2 separate regions of the Homo sapiens genome follow, and region 1 is linked to region 2. A link is an interaction called in ENCODE POLR2A ChIA-PET data of the cell type or tissue named here. Cell type or tissue: Panc1. All regions are shown on one strand.

Region 1 (5,000 bases), 1.4 Mb after region 2:
GCCCCTGGGAGTTGGACAAGACAGGTCCCCAGAATTGTGTGTGACTAAGGTCACCGCAGGAACTGAACAGCTTTTCCTCTGCCTGGGGCTGGGCGGCACCTGGCTGAGGCCACAGTTGAGCTTCTGCCTCCCTGCACCTGGAGAGGGATCTGCTGGTCTAAAGGGCCTTCAGCACTGGAAGCACTGTGACTGATGTCGAGTCAGCGGGAGGCAGGATGCAATGTCTGAACCATTCAGTGGTTCAACAGCCCGTGTATGGGCCTGGATGAGGCAGGAGGTCCCTTTCATGCTGGCCCTGGGCCTGTAGCCCACAACCAACTCACTTGGTCCTTGTGCGGCCACACCCTTCCCTCAGCCTTGCAGGGAGGCTTGTCGAACTGGACTGAACTCTTTCTTCCTTTCTTCCCCCATCACACTGGGGGCTCCTGAAGTTGGGGCCTTGTCTCCCACATGAGCCCTGGGATTAGAATAGGTATCATCTCAGATGGTTCCTGGGCACCTTCTCTTCTGCCTTCCCGTGTGCAGGATGCGTCCATCCTAGGGGTGGTTTGAGTCCTAGTAGGGGGTTGGAGAACAGAGGGTTGGACAGAGGGTGAGCAAACCTCTGCTAGGTTTGTTCCCTCTTCACCCTTGCCCCTGCCTTGTGCAAAGGGCATGGACAGGTTTTGGCATAGGGCCAGGGGAGGGGTGGGGAGTAGACTGCTGTGGCTCACCATCTCAGAATGGTCCCAGAGGCATGCTCTACTGCTTACTTATTGCTGTGTGACCTTGGGCATGACATGCACCCTCTCTGGGTCCTAGTTTCCCTGTGAAGTCAAATCAGGTGAGAGGCCCTTTTGCTAGCAGGTCCAGGAGTGACCTTTCTTCTGGGCGGCCAAAGTCTCAGGCCTCTGCTACAGGCCAGTGGGACTGAGACCACCAGGGAGTGTGTCCTGGGTGGGGATGGGTGTTGGGTGCTGGCGGCCAGGAAGGAATTGGCTACTGCTCGAAAGGGTAGTGCTGTCTCCCATGGTATCAGGTCCTTGAACAGCAGTCATGTTCACCTCCAGGGACATAAAGCATCTGTAGCAGGTCCAGGGCAGTGGCTCATGCCTGTAATCACAGCACTTTGGGAGGCCGAGGCGGGTGGATCACTTGAGGTCAGGAGTTCGAGACCATCCTGGCTAACACGGTGAAACCTTGTCTCTACTAAAAATATGAAAAATTAGCTGGGCGTGGTGGCGGGCGCCTGTAGTCCCAGCTACTCCGGAGGCTGAGGCAGGAGAATAGCATGAACCCGGGAGGCGGAGCTTGCAGTGAGCCGAGATCACGCCACTGCACTCCAGCCTGGGCGACAGAGGGACAGAGCAAGACTCTGTCTTAAAAAAAAAAAAATACTCAGGTCAGGAACACTTCCTCCAGGAAGCCTTCTCTGCTGCTCTGGGGCCTCCTCTGGGCACCTGCAGGCCCTTCGGTGATCTGATTAGCATGGATTATTAGCAGATTAGCATAGCGGTTAGGCTCTTGGAAGAACCAGATTTCCTGGTTTCCAGTCCCAGCTCTGACACTTACCAGCTGGGTGGCTTCCCTGATTACTTAACCCTTTCTCTGCTGTGGCTCCCTTATCTGTAAAATAGGGTAGTAGGTTGTCATGAGGACTGAGTTAAAATTAAGTAAGATAAAGCAAAGAAAGTCCCTGTGCAAGGTCAGTTTTATGCGGTTCTTATCGCTTATATGACGTCTCACCGGCCCTGCCTCCCTAACCCAGCTGTGAGCTCCCCCAGGGAAGGACCCTGTTTGATTCATTTTTTTGAGCCTCCCAAGGCCTCATTACAAGCCTGTATTATTGCTGGCTTTCAGTACCTGATTGCTGACTTGACCACATACAACAGCTGTCCCATCCTTCAAGGCCTGGATCACATACACCTCTTCCTCTGGGAAGCCCTCACTGGATTCCCAGCGCTTTGTGACCTTCTTGTAATCTCTCTCTCTCAGCACTCATCCCTCCCTCCCTGCATAGGTCCTGGTTATTTGCACACTCGTGATGATGTCATCTTGTGAGGTCAAGAACTTTTCAAGAGCACCCTGGATCTGCTTGTCCCCAGCACCTGCGCAGACCTGGCATGCCGCTGAGCTCCATAAATATTTGTTCAGCCAAGGCATTTCGCTGGGAGGAGATACTCTAGGGGGTGGGCAGTGTGGTTGGTGAGGACCATAGGACATCATTGCTGATTTCAAAATATCTCAAAGTAGCCCAGAGCCATAGGAATTAGATTATTCTTTGTGACCTAAAGGGCAGAGGTCACTGGATGTTCAGCTTTACCTTGCTTGAAGACTGTATTTTCTGACAACCAGAGCTCTCTGGGAAGGGGATTGGCGGCTCATTCCCGCCTCAGGGCCTTTGTTCCTGCTGCGCCTCTCTGTCTACTTGGTCCAATCCTACTTCCTAAATAGGTGCCCCGGCCACGGAGCCATTCTCTCCCGGCCTCTGGAGGGCGCGCTCCATTCTTCATCCTCATCCTCAGTCATGTACTGAGCCTTTCCCGGGTGTGGGCAGTGGCATGGGAGAGTAGGGAGTCCCTCCTTAGGATGGACATCTGGGTCTGGCTGCAGTCCCTCCAGTGTGGTTTGACCCGGCCTGAGGAGGGGACCATGGTTTCCGATGACCCACCGGTGATCAAGGAGCTCTTTATTCAGCTGGACAGCCTCCCTTGGCTGGCAGAGCACAGAGCTCCCCATCGGCTCCCCACTGGGCAAGTACTCAGAACCCACCTAATTACTGGGGACAGAATTCTGGGCACTGCATCCAGCAGGCTGCGGTCATAATCAGCTAATTAAACCACCCAAGCATTGCTCCTTGGCCCAGAGCAGAGGGAAGGGGGGTGAGGTGGTGAGGCTGGGAGGAGATGTAACAGGGGAGGCTCAGAAATGGGTCTGCAGAGCAGGGCTCGGAGAGGGAAGCAGGAAGTGCAGAGGGAAGGTGAGAAAGAGGGAGAGAAGTGGGCAGATGCCCAAAGGTGCCATCTGAGGAGAGCACCCAAGTGGGGTGAATGGAGGGAAGGGGCTCTGGCCTGGGAGACAGGGATCTCACTTCTTCACTGTCCCTGTGCTGCCATAGGCAAGCTGCTTTTCCTCATTGGGCCTCAGTTTCTCTATGTGTCAAGCAGGAAGTAGGAGAGGCTTTGGCCTAGAGGCTCCTCCCTAGGACCCTTTCCTTCTCTCGTTAGGAGGGGAGAGGGCGTGAGCAGCAGTGTGATTCTGGCGGGACAGCTTGGCCTCTGGCAGCCCTGCCTTCTGGAAGTGGCAGACAGTGTAGGAGTCTGAGCCAGCCTAGACTGGGTGGGAAGGGAAGACAGTTGGGAGCAGCAGTCTGCCCACCTGGCTCCCCAAGCATGTCCTGCCCTTGAGCCTTGGTCCTGTCTTTGGGACTGTCCTGTGGTTCCCAAACTAGTCCTCAGCGAGGGACTCTTTAAGGCCGAGGGCTCCCTCCCCAGGGCTGGGCAGTGTCATTTCCATCTGTGTAGGAATTGCCCAAGTAGCACCCTCAGAGAGTGTGGAGGAGGGGCTCCCAGAGCTAGAGGCAGGAGGTTTGGAGTTTGGAATTCAGAGTTAGGCAGACTCTGCTCTACTGCTCACTTGCTAGCTCCATGACCTTCAGCTTGGGTCTTAAACTCTCCGGCCTCAGTTTTCTCCTTTGGGAAATAGGTATAATAATATTAATGGGGTTTCTGTGGGCAGAGAGGGTAAGGGCTTCATAAAAAGCCATTGTCGGCCAGGCATGGTGGCTGACGCCTGTAATCCCAGCCTCTTGGGAGGCTGAGGTGGGCAGATGACCTGAGGTCACGAGTTCGAAACCAGCCTGGCCAACATGGTGAAACCTCGTCTCTACTAAAAATACAAAAATTAGCCAGGTGTGGTGGCACACACCTGTAATCCCAGCTACCAGGGAGGCTGAGGTGGGAGGATTGCTTGGACCCGGGAGGTGAAGGTTGCAGTGAGCTGAGATCTTACTATTGTACTCCAGCCTGAGTGACAGAGTGAGACTCTGTCTCAACAACAACAACAAAAAAGCCATCATCATTCAAGACTGAGGGTGGATCTCAGCTCCTTCCCTCTCCCATGTCCCCTTCCTCCTCTTTCATCCCTCTTTTCCATGGTCCAGGGTAGTGTACACAGCTGAGTGCGCGGGGGTGGGGGCACAGGGAGTGGGGGCTGTGCCGGCCAGCGGAGAAGCTCCAAGGAAGGCAGGAAGGGAAGTGAGATTGCCCAGGGCCAGCAGCAGCAGTGTGGTGCTGGGGCTGCTGGCGCCACTCCCCTCTGGCCCCTCACCCACGGCAGATTCTCTAGGAGGAAGTGGGGAGAGATTGGGGAGCAGGAAGCTGGGGGCGGTTGTGGAGGGAAGTCCCTTGGCATCCTGGCCCCAGGCTCCTCTTTCTTAACCCTCACCCCTGTGCAGAGCCCCGAGCCTGGCTTTCTGCCAAGGGAGCCAGCAGGCCACTGTTTCACACACTCAGAAAACAACAGCTTTCCTGGTTCCCAACCCCAAGTAGGAGGTGCCTGCTTGGAGCTCAGGCACTTGGAAAGCAGCGCCTGCTACAGGGTCTGCCAGGTCTGGAGGAGGCAGCAAAAGAGAAGAAAGACCCCCAGCCCCCACAGCCTCTCCTCGTAGTGCTGGGCTGAGATATGCCAGGGACTCTGACTCCAAGGCAGCTGGTTACATAACTGAGCATGCCTCCCTGCTCCTTTCCTCCCTGTTTCCCCAGAGGGGCCTTGGAGGAGGTGCTGCATTGCTCAGAATTCCTGCACCCAGAAGGTCGTGGGGAGCATCCCCCTGCCTTGGATAGTGGTAGTGCCGCCCACACTGTGTAGAATGGTGAGCCATGTATGCTTCCTCAGTGCAGGCCTCTGGGGTTGGCTCTGAGCATTGTCCCCTCCAACTCTCTTGGGAGCAGAGCTGCAAAGCGGGGAAGCCTCATTAGAGGAAACAGGCCTCGTCCTGAGATAATTTGCCTGCAAACTGC
Region 2 (5,000 bases):
ATACGGTCCTCTCCAAATTAATCCCTGATGTGCCAGTATGGCCTTGAGCAGATGGGGTACCCAGCTCTGCCACCAAGGAGCTTGTGGACTGAGGCCAGAGACAAAAAAAAAAAAAAGCCACTGTCACCTGGAATACAGACAAAGGTGATCTGAAATGTACAGATCCAATCGTTGCTAAAGTGCTTGGCACTGGAGGCCTGGCAAAGATGGCACTGCGGGCCAGAGACCCACGGGGCGGGTTGGGACTCCCGAGAAGCAGCCATGTGTAGCAGAATGTGTGGTGGGCCAGCGAGGATATGTTCTCACGCTGGATTGTGAAGGCTGTGGTTTCTAGGTGGAGACCATTGGGGACGCCTACATGGTGGTGTGGGGGCTGCCTCAGTGCAATGGCAGTCAGCATGCGGCCGAGATCAATAACATGGCTCTGGATATCCTTGGCTCTGTGGGTGACTTCCGGAAGAGGCATGCACCCAACGTGCCCATTTGCATCAGGGCTGGCCTGCATTCAGGTATGGGCTAGGGGCCTCCAGGGTGAGGGGGCCACATCCATCTCCCAATCTTCCCTGGGGCGCTGGCTGGGACGCCTCCAGTGGCATGCTTCTGGATGTCTGAGATTCAAAACTCTATAGTAAAAACATTTTACGTTTCTTTTTCCTTACATTATTTTGGGGTCCTAATTATGTTATAAATAAGAGAGTCTGGCCGGGCACGGTGGCTCACGCCTGTAGTCTGAACATTTTGGGAGGCCCAGGCAGTGGGATCACAGGAGGTCAGGAGTTTGAGACCAGCCTGGCCAACATGGAGAAACCCTGTCTCTACTAAAAATACAAAAATTAGTTGGGCGTGGTGGTGCATGACTGTAATCTCAGCTACTCAGGAGGCTGAGGCACAAGAATTGCTTGAACCCGGGAGGCGGAGGTTGCAGTGAGCCAAGATGGAGCCACTGCACTCCAACCTGGGCAACAGAGTAAGATTCTGTCTCCAAAAAAAAAAAAAGAGAATATGTGATGCTGATAGTCTGATGGAAGAGGCAGGACAGAAACCTTCTGTGGTCATGCAAACAACCAAATGATTGCTGGGATGGATCTGGGAGAGCCCTCAGAGTCATGAGTATACCCTTCCCATGTCCCTACTCCTTCCACCATGGTTCCCCTCGCCTGCAGGATAAAGTCCATTGGCGCTGCCACCACCGCCCCGCCACTGCCATAGCCTCTCCAACCGCATCTCCCACCACTTCCTGCATGGCCCTCCATCCACACTCTGCTGTGTGCAGTTTCACACACACGGGTTCCCTGCCTCTGTGCCTCTGCACCTGCTGTTCCCTGCCCACTCATTCTCTCATCCTTCAAAACAGAGCACATGTATCCTCTTCTCCAGCAAGTCCCCTGGGCTGGGTTAGAGGCCCTTTTTGGTGCTGGCACAGTCCTGGTGCTTCTTTCATCACAGCCTTGATTGCAGGTTACACATCTCTCCCCACCAGGCTGGGAGCTGCGCAAGAGCAGGGAGGGGCTCTGATCTATCTACGGCCCCTCACCTCCAGCACAGAGCCTGGCACAAGCATCAGCTCCTCTCTGGATGTCATTGGAGACTCCAGTTAGCTTTATCCTCACCCCGCAACTGGAGCCCAGGAAGTGCAGTGGGGAATGGCACGGAGGGTAGAGAAGGGTGAGGCTGTCACTGGGCTCTCTCTCTGGTCCAAGACCTGCTGGAGCTCACTGGGTACATTCGAGTTTCAGGGCCCTGTGCAGCAGGGGTCGTGGGTCTCACGATGCCTTGGTATTGCCTCTCTGGGGACACTGTCAACACGGCTTCCCAGATGGAGTCCACAGGGCTGCATGAGTATCTCACACTTCTATCCTGCCCGGGGAGAGACTCTTTCAATAACCTGTGCGGCCTGGCTGTTTAATATAGTTCTTGGTAACCAAATCACCACCTGGTGGCGGCGTACCCTACTTTTCAGGAAAGCAACTACTATGTTGGTGCAAAAGTAATAGCCATTTTGGCGTTAAAACTAATGACCACGCCATTCTCCTGCCTCAGCCTCCCGAGTAACTGGGATTACAGACGCATGCCACCACACCCGGCTAATATTTTGTATTTTCAGTAGAGACAGGGTTTCATCATGTTAGCCAGGATGGTCTTGATCTCCTGACCTTGTGATCCACCTGCCTTGGCCTCCCAAAGTGCTGGGATTACAGGCGTGAACCACCAAACCCGGGAGGCAGAGCAGTGAACCGAGATCGCAAAAAAAAAAAAAAAAAAGAAAGAAAGAAAGAAAAAAAACAGCTAATGGCTAAAGCTGCAATTACTTTTGCACCAACCTAATAGACGGAGATGATATACGTCATTGGCTCTTTTAACTTTCCACACAATATTTGTGGTGATCTCATGAGGGCATTAGCAGAGAAAACAATGACTCAAAAGGCAGGAAATCTGGGTCCTAGCCCTGGCTCTGCAACTGGCTTGCTTAGTGTCCTTGGGCAAAATGTTCTTCCTGTAGGCCTTAGTTTCCCCATTGTACAAAGAGGAGACCCTTTAAAGTGTTTTTTTTTTAATTGGTCACGTGCCACCTCCTTTTATGCTGGGGCAGTCCTGACACCACCATGAAGACATCCCCAGCGTTTTTGGCCCTTACTGGCAGCAGGAGCTACCATGATGGCTTGGCTAGAGCAGCTAAGATGTTGAAGCCCCAGGTCCTCTGCCTCTGGCTGTGTAGGTAGTTGCTCCTTAATGTTCAGAGTACATACATCCCGCATAGCTGGACGCTATGGCTCTACTGGGAAGTCCTGCTCTTAAAAGAAAACTAAAAACTGTGTATCTTCTCAGACTCAGCCTTCACAGACTTGCTTACAAGTAGAAATTATGTTCCTAGGGGTTCTGACTCCATCGTGAGTTCCCCTTAGCACTCAACCTATGTAATTTGCTTTGCCTCTGGGTCTCTTTTAGTGTTCCAACAATTTAGAGGGACAAGAGGCCCAGAAGAAGGGTATTGCATAAATCATCACTATGTGTATGATTGATTGGAACTGCAGTCGTCGCAGCCTCTTAATGATTTTACCAAATACTAGGTATGCTGTCACCAGGTGATGATCTGATGACTGCCTTTCTTCTCAGCATACAGAATTCATGTCAGCCAAAGCACTGTCCAGATACTGCTCAGCCTTGATGAAAGCTACCAAATTGATATCAGAGGTCAGACTGAGCTGAAGGTGAGAGAATTTTGTGGTCTTTGTGGGAAAAGTCTCCAAGGATCCAGTTTCTGTGGGAAGCAGGAAAGATTCTTATCTGACTGATGTGGCTGCCCAAGTTGGGGATGTAGCTGGTCACCTTTACATGCCCTCTATGCTCTCCAAATTCTAAAGAAACATTGCTTCCTGGGAGCCATCTTGCTCCTTGTGAGAGGAAAGGCCAGGACAGAGAAGTCACTTCTCCTGATGACCTGTCTGTGTAGCACGCCAGTGTACAACACACATCAAAATATTTATCACTCATAGTAATAATGAAAGGAGCATCGTTGTCCCCATTTTACAGTTGAAAAAATTCAATTAAAGAGGCAGAGTGGCTTGTCAAAGTCACATAGCTCGTAATTCAGATCTCATGGCTCCAAAGCTTGTGCCTTCTCCATAGCACTGCTGGGCTCCTGCCCATCCCTCAGAATCCCAGATCAGACATCACCTCTCACTGCAGCCTACCCTGACCCAGGAACACTCATCTTCCTCCTCCTTCCCCACAAACAGTGACTGCCATGCCTTCTCTGTGTACCCACCAGTCCCAAGGCCAGTTCTCTGCTGTTACAGTGTAATGTTGGGTTGTTAATGCTCATGATTACCTCAAAGGCAGAGAAAGGTCTGTAACCTGTGCATTCTCTCTCAACATTACCATTCTATAAAGGCAATGGTACAGCATTCCTTTCAGTGACTTTTCTTCCTACCCCACCTCCTCTTCCTCAAATTCCTAAGCTGAAGCCAGGTCTAGCAGGGAGACCGGAGCAATCTAGCTTAAAGGCCTGATGCACTGGGTCCCAGAAATTCGGTGCCATATGGGACTCACTTCATTACACTGTGGAACGTCGGTGCAGGAGGGTGCAGCACAGAGACGGGCAGCAACTTGTTCATGATCACACAGCCCGTGAAGGCCAGCAAATGTGGAATCCTTTGCTCTGTATGGCTGGGGTTAGGGGAGAGTGAGCTGGAATAAGTCAGGGCAGATGTGTCTTATTTAGGGGGGTGAACACTGGGCGTCCTGAGGAATGGATGACTTATGCCAGAAAGGGACACAGAGAGTTGTGGGGAGGGCAGCGAGGCGTGGAGAGGGTAGAGAGGCGTGGGGAGGGCAGAGAGGCGTGTGGAGGGCAGAGAGGCGTGTGGAGGGCAGAGAGGTGTGTGGAGGGCAGAGAGGTGTGTGGAGGGCAGAGAGGTGTGGGGAGGGCAGAGAGGTGTGGGGAGGGCAGAGAGATGTGCGGAGGGCAGAGAGGTATGGGGAGGGCAGAGAGGTGTGCAGAGGGCAGAGAGGTGTGCGGAGGGCAGAGAGGTGTGGGGAGGGCAGAGAGGTGTGCGGAGGGCAGAGAGGTGTGGGGAGGGCAGAGAGGTGTGGGGAGGGCAGAGAGGTGTGCGGAGGGCAGAGAGGTGTGCGGAGGGCAGAGAGGTGTGCGGAGGGCAGAGAGGTGTGGGGAGGGCAGAGAGGTGTGTGGAGGGCAGAGAGGTGTGCGGAGGGCAGAGAGGTATGGGGAGGGCAGCATGCCAACCTTAGGCTCTTCAGGCTGGCCCAAGGGCTCCAAGGACAATATTCATCCCATAGAGCCCTGGCCCAGGATGGGACATGGAACCTCCAGCCCAGCCAGCCCCGACCCTCATGTTCTCAAGCCCCCTCGCTCCTGACCTTCAGGAGCTGCATTCCCACCCCAGGGGAGGCCACCATACCAGGTCCTTCCATTGTGAAGGCTGGAGAGAATCACAGATGGTGGGATCTTAGCACTCTAGATCCGCTGATCACAGGGCTCA

Evidence for each region. Peaks named below come from ENCODE experiments on the same cell type or tissue, not always from the same donor. Only the 100,000 strongest peaks of a DNase experiment are listed, where the experiment ranks them.
Region 1: POLR2A ChIA-PET joins it to region 2 with 5 read pairs; 1 of 35 experiments calls an interaction of 5 or more read pairs at or near these places.

The regions. Positions count from the first base shown.
Region 1 is chr11:75,340,187-75,345,186 of GRCh38, reverse strand. The region is part of intron 1 of ARRB1 (arrestin beta 1); the gene reads left to right. Among named protein-coding and RNA genes, the nearest start is that of MIR326, 7.5 kb to the right of the region's middle. RefSeq lists enhancers at 2,939-3,802, 4,250-4,439, 3,803-4,666. In Panc1, CTCF peaks have their summits at 2,246 and 2,458 (motif pointing right); no DNase peak of the experiment used is centred here; H3K4me3 peaks cover 757 bases; H3K27ac peaks cover 5,000 bases.
Region 2 is chr11:76,692,250-76,697,249 of GRCh38, reverse strand. It overlaps the pseudogene GUCY2EP. Among named protein-coding and RNA genes, the nearest start is that of LRRC32, 24 kb to the right of the region's middle. In Panc1, no CTCF peak of the experiment used is centred here; a DNase peak (open chromatin) is centred at 2,385.